Regions from separate parts of the Homo sapiens genome. Here region 2 is linked to region 1. A link is a loop called in an ENCODE intact Hi-C map of the cell type or tissue named here. Cell type or tissue: heart left ventricle. All regions are shown on one strand. Each heading gives the region's core, and the rest is flanking DNA. Links, peaks and the distances in the headings are about the cores only.

Region 1 (8,324 bases), core at 287-8,286:
TGCCATCTCTTGCTTTCAGACGAGGCAGGTCCTGGAGGAAAATCAGCTGTCACTGCTCAGAGTCCTAGGTAGGGCGTCCCTCCCAGGATCCCTGTATCCAGGGGGCAGGTTGACTTTCGGGAGGGGGTGACTTCACCGCAGGAGCTTGGGGAGAGGAACCTTGTGAGGACCACAGGAGGCGAGGGATGTGGAGCCCCCAGCCCAGGGCCTGGTACCCAGCAGGCTCTCAGGGAAAGGCCTCCCCTTCCCTCTCCTCCTCCCCAGAGTCATTATCTCCAGCAGCCTCTGGAGTCAACCCATCCAAGCAAAAGTCATTCTGCTGCAGGCTGGCACCCCCGGGAGGGCTTGAAGAATGAACTGGCAAACGCGGACCTGGGAGGAAATTGCCCAGTGAGCAGGTTTACAGAGGCGAGGGCGTCTGGGCGCAGAGCGTGTGCGTGCTCGCGCGTGTGTGTGTGCTCACACATATGCACATGTGTGCATGCAGATACACACACTGCCCAGCCCCTCTGACTGTTCTGGCTCTGAGTCAGCCCCACATGGAAGGGATTTAATCACCCAGGGGCTGGATCGTTATTGTTTTAAAACAAACGAGTGATGACAGCAATGAACAGAGGGTTTTTAAAAGCGCGATTCAAAGGGCTCTTGAAAGCTGCTGGAGAATATGAATGCGCCTTTGAAGTAAGAATGTGCCCATTTGTTAAGCTGAGAGCAGAGCTGGCTGCTGCCAGCCGGGCGGCGGGCAGTGGGTCCTTTTCCTTGGCAAATGGGTGCCCATCAGCCTCTCCATCCTCCCTAGCACCTGGCCAGAGGTGGCCTAAGACCCTGGAGGCACAAGTGCCCCTGGAAGGGACCAGCAGTGGTAGTCACACCTCCAAGTCCACACTCAGAAAGAAGCATCTTCTCAACTGTTTTTAAGACGCTGCGTTCACCTGACGCTTGTTAAGAGCAATGGAAAGATGTGCATGAATGAGCAGGGAGAGATGCATGATTGAAACATTAGCAAGCCGGGCATGGTGGCTCAGGCGTCTAATCCCAGCAGTTTGGGAGGCTGAGGCAGGCAGATCATTTGAGGTCAGGAGTTCAAGACCAGCCTGGCCAGCATGGTGAAACCCCATCTCTACTAAAAATACAAAAGTTAGCTGGTGGTGCACGCCTGTGATCTCAGCTACTCAGGAGGCTGAGGTGGAGGGATCACCTGCGCCCCAGAGGTCGAGGCTGCGGTGAGCCAACATTATGCTACTGCACTGCAGCCTAGGCAACCGACCGAGACCCTGTCTCCAAAACAAAATGAAACATCAGCAGTCAGACAGACGTAGAGGGAGCAGTCGAAGGCAGCCTCTGGGCAGCAGCTGCCCTCTGAGCCACCCTGAGGCCACCCTCAGGTTTGCCCCTCTGGTGGTCCCCACAGTGAGGGTTAGTAGCAGCCAGGGTGGGAGTTCAAGGAAAAGCCTCCCAACCTGCCGCAGGTTATATATTAATAAGATTGAGCCCTCAGGCCTGTGGGGTGCAAGGTTTGGGGGTGCTGTGCAGCAGGGCCAGCTGACTTGGGCCCCACATGTATATGATGGCTTCTGTTAAGTTGTGAATCTCTACCTGAACCCAGTGAGGCCTGGAAACAAGGGCTGAACCTGACCAAAGACCAGGATGTCCAGTACTGGGCAGATCTGATGGTGAGAGGATAGACCTGGGTCCTGGGCTCTGGGCCTTCCTTATGCTCCAGCCTGGGGTGCAGGAGAAGGCCCGCTGCACCCAGCCACAGCCAGCTACCACCTGGGTCCACTCCCTTCCAGCTGCAAACTGCCCCCTCCCTAGCCCCTTCCTCTTCTTCGGTTGGTTTGTTCCATTTCTCTTTTACTTTTTCTTTCTTTCCTTCTTTTTTTTTTTTTTTTTTTTGTAGAGATGGAGTCTTGCTCTGTTGCTCAGGCTGGAGTGCAGTGGCACGATCTCGGCTCACTGCAACCTCCGCCTCCTGAGTTTAAGCGATTCTCCTGCCTCAGCCTCCCAAGTAGCTAGGACAACAGGTGCCTGCCACCATGCCCAGCTAATTTCTTTTGTATTTTCGTAGAGATGGGATTTCACCATATTGCCCAGGCACCGTGTTACTCCTGATCTCAGGCAATCCACCTGCCTCAGCCTCCCAACTTTCCTTCTTTTTTTTTTTTTTTTTTGGTGAAGAGGGGGTCTCACCATGTCGCCCAATCTGGTATTGAACTCCTGGCCTCAAGCGATCCTCCCACCTCGGCCTCCCAAAGCACTGGGCTTACAGGCATGAGCCACCATGGCCAGCCTGGTTTGTTCCATTTCTTAAGCCAAAAGAAGGCTGTCTGGTGTTTTCCACCTTCCAGGCTCACAGGGTAAAGTTAGCTGTCTGACCAAGATGGGCCTGGGGCATCAGCCAGCACTGAGGGTGGTGGAGCCCCTTCCCTGGAGGGGACACCGTACTTTAGGGTTCAGGAAGGAAATGAACATTGGCAGAACATGTACTCTGGGCCGGGCACAGAGCCAGCATTTTCACCATCACTATTTCCTTCCATCCTTAGACGTGAAGGTAGCTATTTCTTTTCCTGTGTCCACTGATAGAGAAATAGAGACTCAGATAAAGGAACGCTTGTCCACCGCACGCCGCTGGGAAGCGGTGGAGTGAACGTAGACAAGTCCGTAGATGACAGACCCCCCACCACTGGCCTGAAGGTCGGGGTGCCCAGGGCCTACCCTGACAGCAGCAGCCTGCACAGCTTTAATTACATCCCACCCCTCTGGGCACAGTGTGGTCACTGGAAGGTGCATGGAGTTGGGCTGGCAAGCCTGGACTCCTCCCCGCCGGCTGCTGCCTCAAGCCCGTGGCACATAGTAGGTGCTCACTAGGTGAGCTGTTGAGTGGTGCTTTCTAGAACCCACTCCCTCGAATCTGTCAAATGCAAGGCTCATTGGCACAAGCTCTGGGCATCTGCAGGTTCTTCCCTGATATCTGTCCTCTCCTCCCACCCGGGTTTTGGCTTCACGGAGGGAGGTGTGGGCTCAAGTGCTCCAGCTCTGAAGCTGTCTGTGGGGCTGAGCACCTCCCGCCCAGTTGTGTGACCTTGGGCAGGTTTCTAACCCCTCGAGGCCTTGGTGTCCCCTCTCCAAAATGTAGATTGTAATCCTGTCTAGTCATGAGGTTGCTGTGAAGATTAGACGAGCATATGGTAGAGCCCCTAGAACAGCCCGGAACAGAGCAGGTGCTGTCATCTTTGTGGATATTGTTACCAGATGCTGGCTCCTGCCGCCCGGCCCCACCCTATCCACAAAAAGGCAGGTATCTCCTTGACGGATTAGAGCCCCTCCCCTTCCCTCCGTCTCTCCCATTGTTCCATCAGTTCCCTTGTGTACACTCATGTCCACCCTCTCCCACACTGGCCAGAAGGGCAGAGGCCCCATTTCCATCCAGATCAGCCAGCTGAGCAGTCTTGTGAAGTCTGGGGCGAAATTCACGGTCTCTGTCGAGAGAACCGTGGCGGGGCAGGGAGGTCTGCGAGGCTGAGTCAGCTCAGAGGATAAGGGTGACTGCAGAGAGGGGGAAGCAGCTGTTCTGCTCTTCACCCATCATCTGGGCAACCAGGCGGCCAGCCTAGAGTGAACGGGGAGGTAGAGGCAGGCTGGCTCCAGGACCCAGGATGGAAGAAACAGGCAGCTGGTGGCCATGGGGCCCTGCTGGATGGACTCTGTGATTGACACTTTGAGGGCTTCCCCCAGCCTTGGGGAGCAGGACTCAGGAGACCCTTTACCCCCTACAGTTGTCAATCTGCCTCCCTATTCTCCTTGTGACATTGATATTCCCTTTGGCTGGGCCACAGAAAGTGCCCCTCTTGCCTCCTGCCCTGGAGGGGGAACCCATGAGCAGAGTGGATGGAGTGGATGTGTATGCTGAGAGGGAAGTGACAGAAGATGCTGGAGTGTGGGCTGGCAGCAGGGCAATAGCCCAGCGTGGTCTGGGGAGGAAGGAGGCAGGGCTCTGGTTGGCAGATGTCGGTGACTCCCGCTGAAGACCAAGCCTTGGAGTCAGACTGACCCAGGTTCAAGTCCCTCCCAGCCACGGGACCTTGGGCAAATTACCTGGCTGCACCTGCTCCATCTGCCTAAGGGCCTTAGGATACTAAACGCACCAGGTCACATAGGTGAGCAAGTGATCACTGGTGGCTTTGTCTCCCTGTTTCTGCAGATGATGTGTCCCCGTATTTCAAGACAGAGCCTGTGCGGACACAGGTGCACTTGGAAGGAAACCGCCTGGTGCTTACATGCATGGCCGAGGGCAGCTGGCCACTGGAGTTCAAGTGGCTCCACAACAACAGGGAGCTGACCAAGTTCTCCCTGGAATACAGGTAAACTGCCCCTCCCCGCCCTTCCTCCTGGCTGCCAGGACCACTGCCCTGCTTTGAAGAGGGCATGGTGAGGAGGGGGTTTGTGTGACAGTGTGGGGCTCAGGGCTCCTAGAGCCTGGAGTTCTGGAAGTGAGTGGCAAAGGCAGCCCTGCCCCAAGGTGAGATGGCTCCACCCTACTGATCCCTGCAGAGGATGGCTGGGTTGTGGACCAGGGGCCAGCGCTGCCTGGACAGGATGGTCTGTACCACAGTGCATAGGAGCAGAGGTGGTGTTGGGCACAGGGACTCACTAACAGCAGCTGTGGCTGTGGCTGTGACTGTGGCCCCCTGCTCACTCTCTCGAACACTGCCATCTCCAGGGGACTCTTGTTGTGGGGCCTGGGTCCAATGGAGGGGTGGGCTCTGCAGCAACCTGGGATCAGTGAAGGAGGGGACATCTTCTATCTATGGGAAATTCAGGTGGGACACAGAGATGGCCCTCTCAGGGCCTCTTGAGCTTATCTTCACTTCCTATCTGTGCCCGTGCCATGGAGCTCTTGGGCCTGACTGGCCTTTCCCTGCCGGGACATTGCCAGGTGGGGAGAAGGAAGAGCAGGGAAAGAGAATAGGGTCTCAGCAAGGGTGGATCTGCTGCCAGCAGGGAAGCAGCCCCTCACCCAGGCCACCCTGGCCTCCAGCCTTTCCTCGCAGCCACAGACTGGGGCAGGCACTCCCTCCTTTCTGCTCTTATCCTCCCACCTCCGCCTGTTTTATTGGCTCCAACCCTGTGGCTGGTGATTAATCCCAGGGCCTGATGTGCATAATCGGTTTTGTTGGGGAAACAAGATTGTCTTGCCCTGGGGATGTTGACACAAATCTGCTGCCAGGGACAGGTATGCAAATAAGAGGAGGGGGTATCATTGCTTGATCTGTCCTTCTGGAGAACCAGCCTTTCCTTTAGGGAGTGCGGAGGCCAGAGTTTGGAGTGACTCCCCACCCCAGTCTTTCTGCCTTAACCCTGGACTGCATGGGCTGGTGTAGTGTGGCCACATTGGCAAAAGAAAGCCCAGGACAGGGCACCCCCTCCCCTCCTGCAGAGGGGAGAGCTGGATGAGCAAGCAAGAGGTCCTGCAGGGCTGGCCACTCTGGGCCTCCGGTTCTCCAGGAAGCCCACAAGGAGATCAGAAAGCTCTCCCTGAGCAGCCCCTTCTGTGGTTTTCAGTTGGGGGCCAGAGCCTCTCCTGGCCACCACCTGGCACACCCAGGAAGTTGTGACCGTCTCTGTGAAGGGCCCCTGCATCATCTTAGACTTTGGACACGCTCAAGTGGGTGACCAAGAGCATGGGATGGCATACCACACGTGCAAGTAGTGCCGGGCCTAGCCTGCCCCTGACTTCTTCCGGCTGGGAGCCGGAGGCAGGATCCAGGAGGAGGGGAGGAGGAGAGTTGGTTCCTTATCTGGTTCAGAGCTGCTCTTCTGGGGCCCTGGCACTGCTAGGATGCAAGGGCGGGTGGTACACAGAAGCAGGTTCCAGCTCAGTGGAAGGACCATGTGGAATGGCCTGCCTTTGAAAACAGTCAGCCCTTGTCCCTGCAGGCATTCAGGGAGTGGACAGGGTCCAGCTATTGGTGGTGATGATGATGATGATGAGGTCCAGCTATTGATGATGATGAGGTCCAGCTATTGACGATGATGAGGTCCAGCTATTGATGCTGATGAGGTCCAGCTATTGACGATGATGAGGTCCAGCTATTGATGATGATGATGATGAGGTCCAGCTATTGACGATGATGAGGTCCAGCTATTGATGATGATGATGATGAGGTCCAGCTATTGATGATGATGAGGTCCAGCTATTGACGATGATGAGGTCCAGCTATTGATGATGATGATGATGAGGTCCAGCTATTGACGATGATGAGGTCCAGCTATTGACGATGATGAGGTCCAGCTATTGAGGATGATGATGATGATGATGACAATAACAATGATGATAGCAATCATAGACAATGAAAAAGAATTTCTTATATGGCAGACATTGTGATGTCCCTCTGCGATTATCTCATTTAATCCTGCCCACAATCCTATGAGTAGTTTCAGTTATTTCCCCCCATTTTACAGATAAACACACTGAAGCTCAGAGAAGTTAAAGACATCACCTAAAGTCAGATGGTTGAGTTGGGCTTCAAAAATAAGTTGTCTGACAGCAGAGTGGGAATTTGTTACCATCCACCACACTGCCTCTCATTGAAGAAGGATTGCTGCAATTGCTTCCTTAATGTGTATCCTAAGCAATCTTTCGGCTAACTGCTCTGCAAATTCTAGAAAACAAAGCAATCGGGAGAATGCAGATACTCCATTTTATAGCTATGTTGGGTGGAAGTTATTCAAGGGAAATAGATGAGCGCGCACTTGGGAAACTCATTCCTTTACCTCCTCGCCCCTAAGAGTGTTGGATCTGGTGGCCTGGGGGCAACGGTGTGCCTGAATGCAGGTCCAATCAGGATTTTCCTTCAATTAAAAACTTGCTGTGCCCCTGAGGCAAGGTCTGCACTCCTTAGAAGGGCCTTAGAACTCTTCCTGATCTGCTCCTGCTGGCATAGTCTCACCTCCTGCCACCCCCGCTAGACCATCAAGGGTCTCAGGACAGTTCCCTGCAAATTCCCTCTTCTCGGACTTTGTCCAAACTGTCCTATCCCCTCCACGGGAATATTTCCCCTTTTGAAAACTTTTTTTTCTCCTGCAGGGCCCAGCTCAAATTCCTTCTCTTTTAGAAAACCTTTCCTGATAATGCATGTATTCTTTTTTTTTTTTTTTTTTTTTTTTGAGACAGAGTCTTGCTCTGTCCCCCAGGCTGGAGTGCAGTGGCACAATCTCGGCTCACAGCAAGCTCTGCCTCCCCGGTTCACGCCATTCTCCTGCCTCAGCCTCCCAAGTAGCTGGGACTACAGGCGCCCGACACCATGCCCAGCTAATTTTTCGTATTTTTTTTTTAGTAGAAACGGGGTTTCACCGTGTTAGCCAGGATGGTCTCGATCTGCTGACCTCGTGATCTGCCCATCTCAGCCTCCCAAAGTGCTGGAATTACAGGCGTGAGCCACCGCGCCTAGCCAATAATGCATGTATTCTTAATTTCTCTCTCTCTCTCTCTTTCCCTCTCTCTTTCTTTCCCTCTCTCTCTCTCTCTCTTTCACACACACACACACACACACACACACACTTTCTCTCTCTCTCTCTCTCTCACACACACACACACACACACACGCACGCACTGCTCCATCTCCTCTGTCCTTTGTGACTGTCCAGAAAGTATGGCCTTACATATCCCCTGACACCTTTTTTGCCTTCTCATTATTTACAGAGGAGACCACAAGTGCACCACAGAACCGAAGTCAGAGCTTCCAGAACCTTGGCAGTTCCTGGAACCTCAGGACTTAGACCAAGAGCTTGATATTGCCAGGCCCTCTTTCCTCCAAGTCGCTCAGCTGTGCCCACCTCTGGGTTCATACTTCATGAGTCATGAGTGACACTGAGAAGTTCAGGGCTCACAAGCTATAGCTGCCTGATTTCTGAGTAGAAAGAACTTTTCTGGAAGTTTCACTTAGAAAGTCCCAGGGAAGGATTCTGATTGGCCCAGCTCAGACCATCCCTGACCAGTCGTGGTGGGCAACAGCATGGAGCACCCTGATTGGCCAGGCCTGCATCATGTGCCTACTCCAGGGCTTGAGACATCAGGATTGGCAGCCCTCACACTACAGCCACGTGGTAGGGAAGAAGGGTGAAAGTTGTTAACATAAGAAGGGAAAAGAGTGGTGGTTAGATGGAAGCCACCTGTGTCCCTGGCTCATAGCAGGTGCTTCTTTCTTCTCTCTTTTAATTTTGATTTTTTTCAAATCTTAGTAAAATCGTTAGTACTGTAAACACCTGCATACATGTACCATCACAATTGCTAACATTTTGCTCATTTGTGCTCTCTTACTGTC
Region 2 (8,324 bases), core at 112-8,111, 63 kb before region 1:
TACCAGGAGCATCTGATCTTCTAGCATAAGCCAGGGTGGTAGAAAGTGTCTAGAGAGGTGGAGAAGGCCAGTATGGCATTAAATGTTTAGGAAGGAAGCAAGGGCAAGGCATTTAGAGCTTGCCTTGGTTCCGAAGGGGAGGTAGAGGTGATGGTGTGCCCACAGAGGACCTTGTCTCCTGGCTGATAGCTGAGCCTGGTGGGGAGGGCTGGCCTTGAGGGAAAGATCCACCCCCATCTCCTGCACTCACACACAAGGTAGTCTCCTGAAGTTGCAGCTACTGGGAAAAAGGGAGAGAAAAAACTAATAAGGCTGATCAGCGAGGCGTGTATGTGTGCATGTGTGCTTGTGTGTGCACGTACACATGTGCATGCACGTGATGTCAGCTGTGATCAGGGTTGGATCTGATGTTCTTTTATAAACAAATTTAACCAAGGGGAACTGATCAATTAATCAACAATGGATTTAAAAGTATCCATTCATGTAACAAATACTTGTGTCACCTACCCCTAAATTAATAGATATTACATAAATATTCATGTGATAAATATTTATTGGTGTATTAGGCAATGTTCTAGGGGCTGAAGGGACAGGAGCCAAACAACACAGACAAAAGTCCTTGCCTTCATGGAGCTTCCATTCCTGAGGGTCGGGCAAACAGTGAGGAAATGCATAGATGTGGGCAGAGCTTCCATTCCTGAGGTCAGGCAGACAGTGAGGAAGCGCATAGATGTGAGCGGTAGTGTCAGGAAGGGACAGGGCCCACGAAGGCCAGGAAGAAGCCAGCAGGTCTGGGGAGTGGCACTGGAGTGGTCCTCATGGTCGGGGAGGTGACATTTGGAAGGGGGCAGAGACGGCGGAGCCCAGGGCCCCTGAGAGCAAGGCCCGGATAAAGGGCAGGGTTGGGCATGTGTGGAGAGGAGGCTGGAGCACAGGAGAGCCAGGGGCCCATCCACACAGGCCTTTGCAGGTTGCAGTCTGGACTCTGGATTTGACTGGGTGTGAGTGGCAGTCACTGGAGGCTTTGAGCCAGGTAGTGGCATGATCCAATTTATGCATTAAATCAATCCCTCTGGCTGCCATGTGGGGCTAAGGCTCAGGGAGCGGAGGGGAGCAGGCATGCCTGGGAGGAGGCTGTGGTCCAGGCCAGAGCTGGTGGTGGTGCTGCCCAGGGTGATGGCAACATGGGTGGTGAGCAGCAGTTAGATTCAAGGTGCGTTTGGCGGGTAGAGCCAGCAGGATGTGCCGAGCTGATGGACTGAATGACGACTCCAAGGTTTGGGGTCCTAGCAGCTGGGTGAAGGGTAGAGGTGACCATTCCTGAGATGGAGAAGCCTCTGGGGAACTGGGTTGGGAAGGGGGTGCAGAGTGACCTATCTACTGGCTGTGGGCCTGCTAGTGCCAGGTACCAGTGTCCTTTCCCTGGTGCAGCAGTGAGGCAGGAAGCTGATGGTTGGGTCCCCAGCCCACCACGCTGGAGCTCTGAGGCTCCTCACTCACCCTCCTTAGACTCATCATTGTCTCAACCCAAAGAGAGACCCGAGCCACCTCGTGCACCCACTTCCATTGCCCAACGACCGCCTGCTGGCCCAGAGTGTGTTCTCTGCAGAGTTTTGCTCAGACATTGGGAAGGTGTCTGGGGGTGCTGATTGTGAGGAAGTGGAGGATGGAGAGGCCCCATCCTATATGAGCAGGTCATCAGCCTCCAAGGAGGTGGTGTTGCCCCATAGTAGCAGGGCCATGGGGCAGTCACCCGTTCCTTCATGTGGCACACCTGCACTGGACACCTTGGCATGTGTTGACACTAGACACCTGTGCTCTGCTTCCTGGTCCAGGAAGAAAGAGATAAGAAGGCGCCATTACAAGTGAGCATGCTGGGTGTTTGACGGCGCTGGGAGGCTCCCCGGGAGGAAGTATCTCAGATGAAAGATAAAGGACAAGTAGATACTGACCAGATTGGGGTGGAGGAGTAGATGGAAGACACATCAGTCATGAGGGCTGAGGACACAGAAGGGGTCAATGATAGGAAGATGTTGATGCCCCTTCTCCAGCAAGCTGAGCATCATATGCTTAGACCATTCATTCATTCAGTCAGTCAGTCAATCTTTATGGACTGCCTGCTGTGTGCCTAGCACTGGGCTCATGCTGGAGATGAGACAAAAACAGACATGGTCTTCCTCCCTACAGAGCTCAGGGAATAGGAAGGCGATAAGCAAATAACTACACAAATAGAAATATCACTGGAAAATGTAGGGGTATGCTAAGAAGGTGAAGAGCTGGGTGATAAGAGGGAGGCTGGCATGAGAGGAAGGGAGGGCAGGGCTGGGGACAGGGTGCCATCAGGATGTGGGGGTGGATGGGAGCTGGCTAGGAAGAGGGGTCGGAGCGCTCCAGGCACAGAAAACAGTGCGTGGTGCAGGCCAGTGGTTACTAAACTGTGTCTGCAGACCCCAGAATTCTACAGGGATAACTGAGCCCTCACGGCAGGTAGGGGATAGGACAAAGTGGGGAGGGAGGGAAACAGCAAAACAGACAGGCTGTGGACCCCACCCTCACCCCCACTTAGATGAGGACAACCACCCTTACCTCTGTTATATCTCTTGGGACCCTCAACAGGATTTTGTGGGGACCGAATCTAAAACCATTTGGACAGCTCTGATTTGGTAGAAGACAACACCTGCACTGAATGCCGAGGTCTTGTCCGCCTGCAGTTTAGGCCCCAGAACTGTCCATCTTTCCCAGGCACATCCCCATCATAGGGAGGAGGGGAGTCTCTGTGGGCACCCGCCTGGCCCGGCATGCCCAGGGTGCTGGCCCACCCAGGGGAGCTGGCCCCGCGGGCGCTCCTCCTTCCCCGTGGGCCGTGAGGTTGGCCATGGAAAGCCCGGCATGTGTTGTCAAGGGGGCACCTGGGGCTCTGCCTGTCCTGTCCCTGGGCCCCTGCAGGCTGGGAAATGCCCAGGGAGGAGAGAGCCCCTGTGGAGGGTCAGACCCCGGTCAGAGAGGGCAGGGGAGGGCAGGGCGCTGGCCGGGCCCCAGCCGGGCTCACCTTTCCTGGAAGGCAGGCCGGGCGGGAAACGGTGTTTCCAGTAAGAAGGCGTAGCCCCCGCTGGGCACATGCCCCACACCCGAGGAGGAGAGCTCTCGGAGCTCCTCGGCCCTAATGAGTGCTGTGGAGAGCTGTTTACAGCTAAGTGAGCTGTAATGGCTTTCTGCGGTCATTAGGCACAGGCTGCTTAGAGCGCCCGGGGGGCCACCGGGCTGGACTCCCACATGTTCCCCCCAGGACCCAGATCGATGGGCTCAGGGTTGGGCCTGGGTGGGCCACCGAGCTCCCTGAGTGACCCAGAGTGTCCTGTGGGCATTGGAAAGGGCAGGGAACTTGACTATCTACTGGCTGTGGGGTTGCTAGTACTGAATATCAGTGTCTTCGCCCTGGTGCCTCAGTGAGGCAGGAAGCCGGTGGTTGGGTCCACAGCCCACCATGCCTGGGGCTCAGGGGGCTCCTCTGTCACCCTCCTTAGCCTCTTCATTGCCTTGACAGAAAGAGACCCGAGCTGGGCATGGTGGCTCACGCCTGTAATCCCAGTTACTCGGGAAGCTGAGGCTGGAGAATCGCTTGAACCTGGGAGGCGGAGATTACAGTGAGCCGAGATCGCACCACTGCACTCCTTCCAGCCTCAGTGACAGATCAAGACTCCATCTCAAAAAAAAAAAACCCGAGCCACCTCCTGCAGCCACTTCCCAGCAAACTCCTGCTGGCCCAGAGTTCGTTCTCTGGAGTTTCACCCAGGCATTGGGAAGGTCCCAGCAGCCACTCAGGACCAGACCAGGGCTCACAATAGTCACCCTTGACCCCAGGCTGTGGGCTGAGGAGGAATAGGGGAGCAGAGACCCTAAAGGGGGCACAGAGCATGTGAGGTCAGCCATGTCCCTGCAGGCCTGGGAGGAGCATTTCGGGCTAAACTCAGTTCAGTCCAGTGAGGGGCAGGAAGAACACAGGAATGGGTAGAAGAGGGCCCCTCCAAAGGGCTCCGGTGTTAGAGACTGACCTGGCTTTGATATGAGTTCTGCCACGGGCAAGGACTTGATCTTCTCTGAGCCTCAGCCTTCCCATCTGTAAAACAGAGCTAAAGCAGTGCCCTTTGTGGGTGGCTGCGAGATGGCGGTGAGCTGATGGTGGTGTTCAGTGCCTCACGGGTAGTCAGCGCTCAGTGGAAGGTGGCAACATCACCACCATCAGCCTCACCATCACCATCACCGCCATCATCACAAGAGGGGTGCTGGGTGGGTCCCCCTCTTTTTGATTTTTGGGCTAATCTAGTGGCAAATGGCAAAGCGGCACCAACTGCTCACCCAGCCAGCAGTGGGAGCCACCTCACCCACCCTCACATGCACCTGGAGGCTCTTTATTGAGCATATGCTCTGCTGCGATTTGAGAAAACAGAGCCAGGAGCTCACAGAACCTATGGGTTGTGTGGTTTCTGGACCCGGTGTAGACGGGGTCTACCACTCCTATGGGGTGGTAGGAGATGCATGTTGAGGCCGGGCTGTGCTTAGGAGGCAGGGGTGTAAACAGGGAGGGGAGGTAGCAAGGCTGGGCCCCTGGGGTGGTCGCCCTGTGTCCACCAAGCTCAGCAGTCCCAGTCTCTCCCCAAGAGGGGCTCTGGGGGGCCGTCCCGAGGGGCTCTGGGGAGAGTCATGGGGCCGCCTGACTCTCTTCCTTCCCCAGCCGAAGCCTGAAAGAGTTAGAGCGCTGAGGTCCTGCTCCTCATCCTTCACCCAGAGTAAGTGTCCCGTGTCCATGGCTGCAGCCTCCCGTAACTCAGGACCTGCTGCAGAGAGGCTCCTCGGCCGCTTTTATCACCCCCATATCTTCTGGACCTGAGAGTGGTGACAGCCGTGTAGCTCCTAGAGATCAGGAAAAGACAAGGAAGGAAGGGTACAGGCTTACAGATCAAGGCTCGGAGCTCCGTTCTGAGGACCTTTGCGGGGGTTCTCATCGCCCATCTACCAATGTGAGTGGGATTGACCCAGTTTTCTTTTCTCGTCTGATCTTTCCCAGAGTGCAGCATAGTGTACAACAGTGACTTTCAATCCACATCAGACCTTAAAATCACACAGAGGGGCTGAAAAAAAAAAATTCCAATGCCTGGATGCAGCCCTGACTAATTCTGATTTAATTCGTTGGGGGTGGGGATTGCTTTTGAAAGCAATCCCCACCCCCATCCCTCACCACGTGATTCCAATGTGCTGCAAGGGTTAATAGGCACGAATACAAAATAACATGGGGCCCAGCACGGTGCCTCACGCCTGTAATCCCAGCACTTTGGGAGGCCCAGGTGGGCAGATCACCTAAGGTCAGGAGTTTGAGACCAGCCCAGCCAACAAGGTGAAACCCCGTCTCTACTAAAAATACAAAAATTAGCTGGGTGTGGTGGCGTGCGCCCGTAATCCCAGCTACTCAGGAGGCTGAGGCAGGAGAATCACTTGAACCTGGGAGGCGGAGGTTGCAATGAGCTGAGATGACGCCATTGCCCTCCAGCCTGGGCGACAGAGTGAGACTCCATCTCAAAAAAAAAAAAAAAAGAAAAGAAAGAAAGAAAGAACATGGGCTTTGGAACTAGGCTTTCAACCCCAGCTCTATCTCTTACTACTAGCTGTGTGATCTTAGGTGAGTTACTCAACATCTCTGAGCCTTAGTGCTGATTTTGGTTTTTAAAAAATTAATAATAAAACAACTTGGAGACAGCAGTTCCTGGTTCTTGTGGTTACTATGAGTGTAAATTAAGAAAATATACACAAAGGCCATTAGCACATAATAGGTGCTTTTTCAACCTTTGCCCCCTGTGTGCACTTTTTAGGGAGACGATGGCAATATTGTCATGTGATGTATCACAAAAGTACATGAAGCCTGCAGAGAGGTGGGCCCTGCTGTCCAGCGGTTTGAAGATAAAGCATGTTCCTTCCTTCTGCAGTCGCCTGTTTAACGACTCTTCTCCTTGTATTTATCCTGCTTGGGGTTCATTGAGCCTCTTGAATCTTCAATTTGTCTTTCTCCAAATTTGGGGAATTTTCAGCCCTTATTCCTTTAACTACTTTTTATGCATTCATTCACTCCTGACTCTTCCTAGACTTCATGTATAATATATGTTAGACCTTCATCTCCAGTCTGAGGCTCTGGGCTTTTTTTAAAGTCTTCTTTTCTGCTGGTTCTTCAGGGTGGGTATTTTTTATTGATCTATTTTCACATTCATTGACTCTTCTGTTCTCATCAATCTGCTGTTAAATCTATCCAATAAATTTTTAATTTCAGATCTTGTATTCAGCTTGTATTAGTCCATTTTGCATTGTTATAAAGGAATACCTGAGGCTGGATAATGTATAAAGAAGAGACGTGTATTTGGCTCACGGTTCTATAGGCTGTACAGGAAGCATGGCACTAGCATCTTTCTAGCGAGGGGCTCAAGAAGCTTCCACTCACTGGCAGAAAGAAAAGAGGGAGCAGTTGTGTCACATAGAGAAAAAGAGAGATAGAGGGTGCAAGAGAGAGGGGGAGAAGGTGCCAGCCTCCTTTAAACAACCAGCTCTCTTGTGAACTAACAGAGCGAGAATTCACCCATTACCGTGGGAAGGGCACCAAGGGATCTGCCTCCCAACACAAACATCTCCCCCAGGCCCCATTTCTAACATTTAGGATCCGGTTTCCACATGAGATTTGGAGGGGACACATATCCAAACCATATCATTCCACTCCTGGCCTCCTAAATTTCATGTCATTTTTACATTGTAAAATATAATCATTTTTTTCCAATAGTCCTTGAAAGTCTAAACTCATTTGAGTATCAACTCAAAAAGTTTAAAGTCTCATTTGAGACTCAAGGCAAGTTGTTTTAAATTTATGAATGTGTAAAAGCAAAACCAAGTGATTTACTTTCAAGATACAATGGTGGTACAGGCATGAGGTAAACATTTTCATTTCAAAAGGGAGAAATCAACCAAAAGAAAGAAATGACAGACCCTACCCAAGTCCGAAACCCAGCAGGGCAGGTGTTAAACCTTAAAGCTCTGAAATAATCTCTCTTGACTCCATGTCCCACATCCTGGGCACACTGGTGTGAGGGTTGGGCTCCCAAGGCCTGGGCAGCTCCACCCCTCTGGCTTTGTAAGGCACAGCCCCCCTGGCTGTTTTTAACGGGTTGGAGTCTGGTGCCTGTTCATGTTGAGGTTGTAAGCTGTTGGTGGCTGTACCACGCTGAGGTCTGGAGGCTGGTAGCCCCATTTCCACAGCTTCACCAGGCAGTGTCCCGGTGAGGACCCTGTGGGAGCTTCAACCCCACGTTTTTGCTTGACACTGCCCTAGCAGAGGCCTTCTGTGGGGGCTCCGCCCCGTGGCAGGCCTTGTCTGGGCACCCAAGTTTTTTAATACATCTTCTGAAATCTAGGAGGAAGCTGCCAAGCCTCTTTCACTTTTGTATTCTGTGTGCCTGCAGGCTTCACCATGTGGAAGCTGCCAAGTCTTATGGCGTATGCCCTCTGAAGTGGAGCCCTGAATGGTACCTGGGGTTCTTTGAGCCCTGGCTGGAGCTGAAGCAGCCAGGGATGCAGGGAGCAGCCTCCTGGGGCCGCAGAGGGCAGCAGGGATCCAGGCCTGGCCCCTAAAACCATTTTTTAGGCCTCTGGGCCTGTCATGGAAGGGATTTTCCCCAAAGACCTTCCAAATGTCTTCCAGGTCTTTTTTTTTCCAGTGTCTTTGTTATTCGTGCTTGACTCCCGTTTAGTCATGTAAATTTATCTAGCAGGAGGTTATCTTACAAGTGCCTTGGGTTTCTCACTGGAAAGGCACTTTTGTTCTCTACCTCATGGCCAAGCTGGAAATTTTCTAAGTTTTTACACTCTGCTTTTTTTTTTTTTTTAATTATAAGTGTTAAATTTAAGTCGTTTTTTTGTTCTCATATCTAGTCGTAGGAAGTTAGAAGCACCCAGGCCACATTTTGAGTGCTTTGTCGTTTAGAAATTTCTTTTGCCAGATATCTTGGGTTATTACTTGTAAGTGGTGTCTCTCATAAAGCCCTAAGCCATAGACACAGTGTAGCCCAGATTTTTATTAAGGCATAACCAGGGTGATCTTCACTCCAGTTTTTAATAAGTGTTTGTTTTCCTCTGAAACCTCATCAGCCTGGGCTTTGCTATCTATATTTCTATCAGGACTTTGGTTACAACCATTTAACTAGTCGCTAAGAAGTTCTAAACTTTATGTCATGTTTTTGTCTATTTTTGAACCCACCAAACTCTTTCAACCTTTGTTCATTACCTAATTTCAA

What was found. A loop is a pair of places that touch in the nucleus more often than their neighbours do. Peaks named below come from ENCODE experiments on the same cell type or tissue, not always from the same donor. Only the 100,000 strongest peaks of a DNase experiment are listed, where the experiment ranks them.
Region 2: a loop joins it to region 1, with 5 times the contacts of the local background. A loop is called at or near these places in 2 of 110 quality-filtered maps.

The regions. Positions count from the first base shown.
Region 1 is chr17:73,503,475-73,511,798 of GRCh38, reverse strand. SDK2 (sidekick cell adhesion molecule 2) reads left to right here. Exons shown (of 45, transcript NM_001144952.2): 2 at 4,202-4,361. Among named protein-coding and RNA genes, the nearest start is that of SDK2-AS1, 6.0 kb to the left of the region's middle. RefSeq lists enhancers at 36-905, 3,256-4,193, 5,131-6,068. In heart left ventricle, for the core only: no CTCF peak of the experiment used is centred there; a DNase peak (open chromatin) is centred at 3,626.
Region 2 is chr17:73,566,465-73,574,788 of GRCh38, reverse strand. The region is part of intron 1 of SDK2 (sidekick cell adhesion molecule 2); the gene reads left to right. Among named protein-coding and RNA genes, the nearest start is that of SDK2-AS1, 57 kb to the right of the region's middle. RefSeq lists enhancers at 6,789-7,377, 7,968-8,324. In heart left ventricle, for the core only: no CTCF peak of the experiment used is centred there; DNase peaks (open chromatin) are centred at 2,958 and 4,688.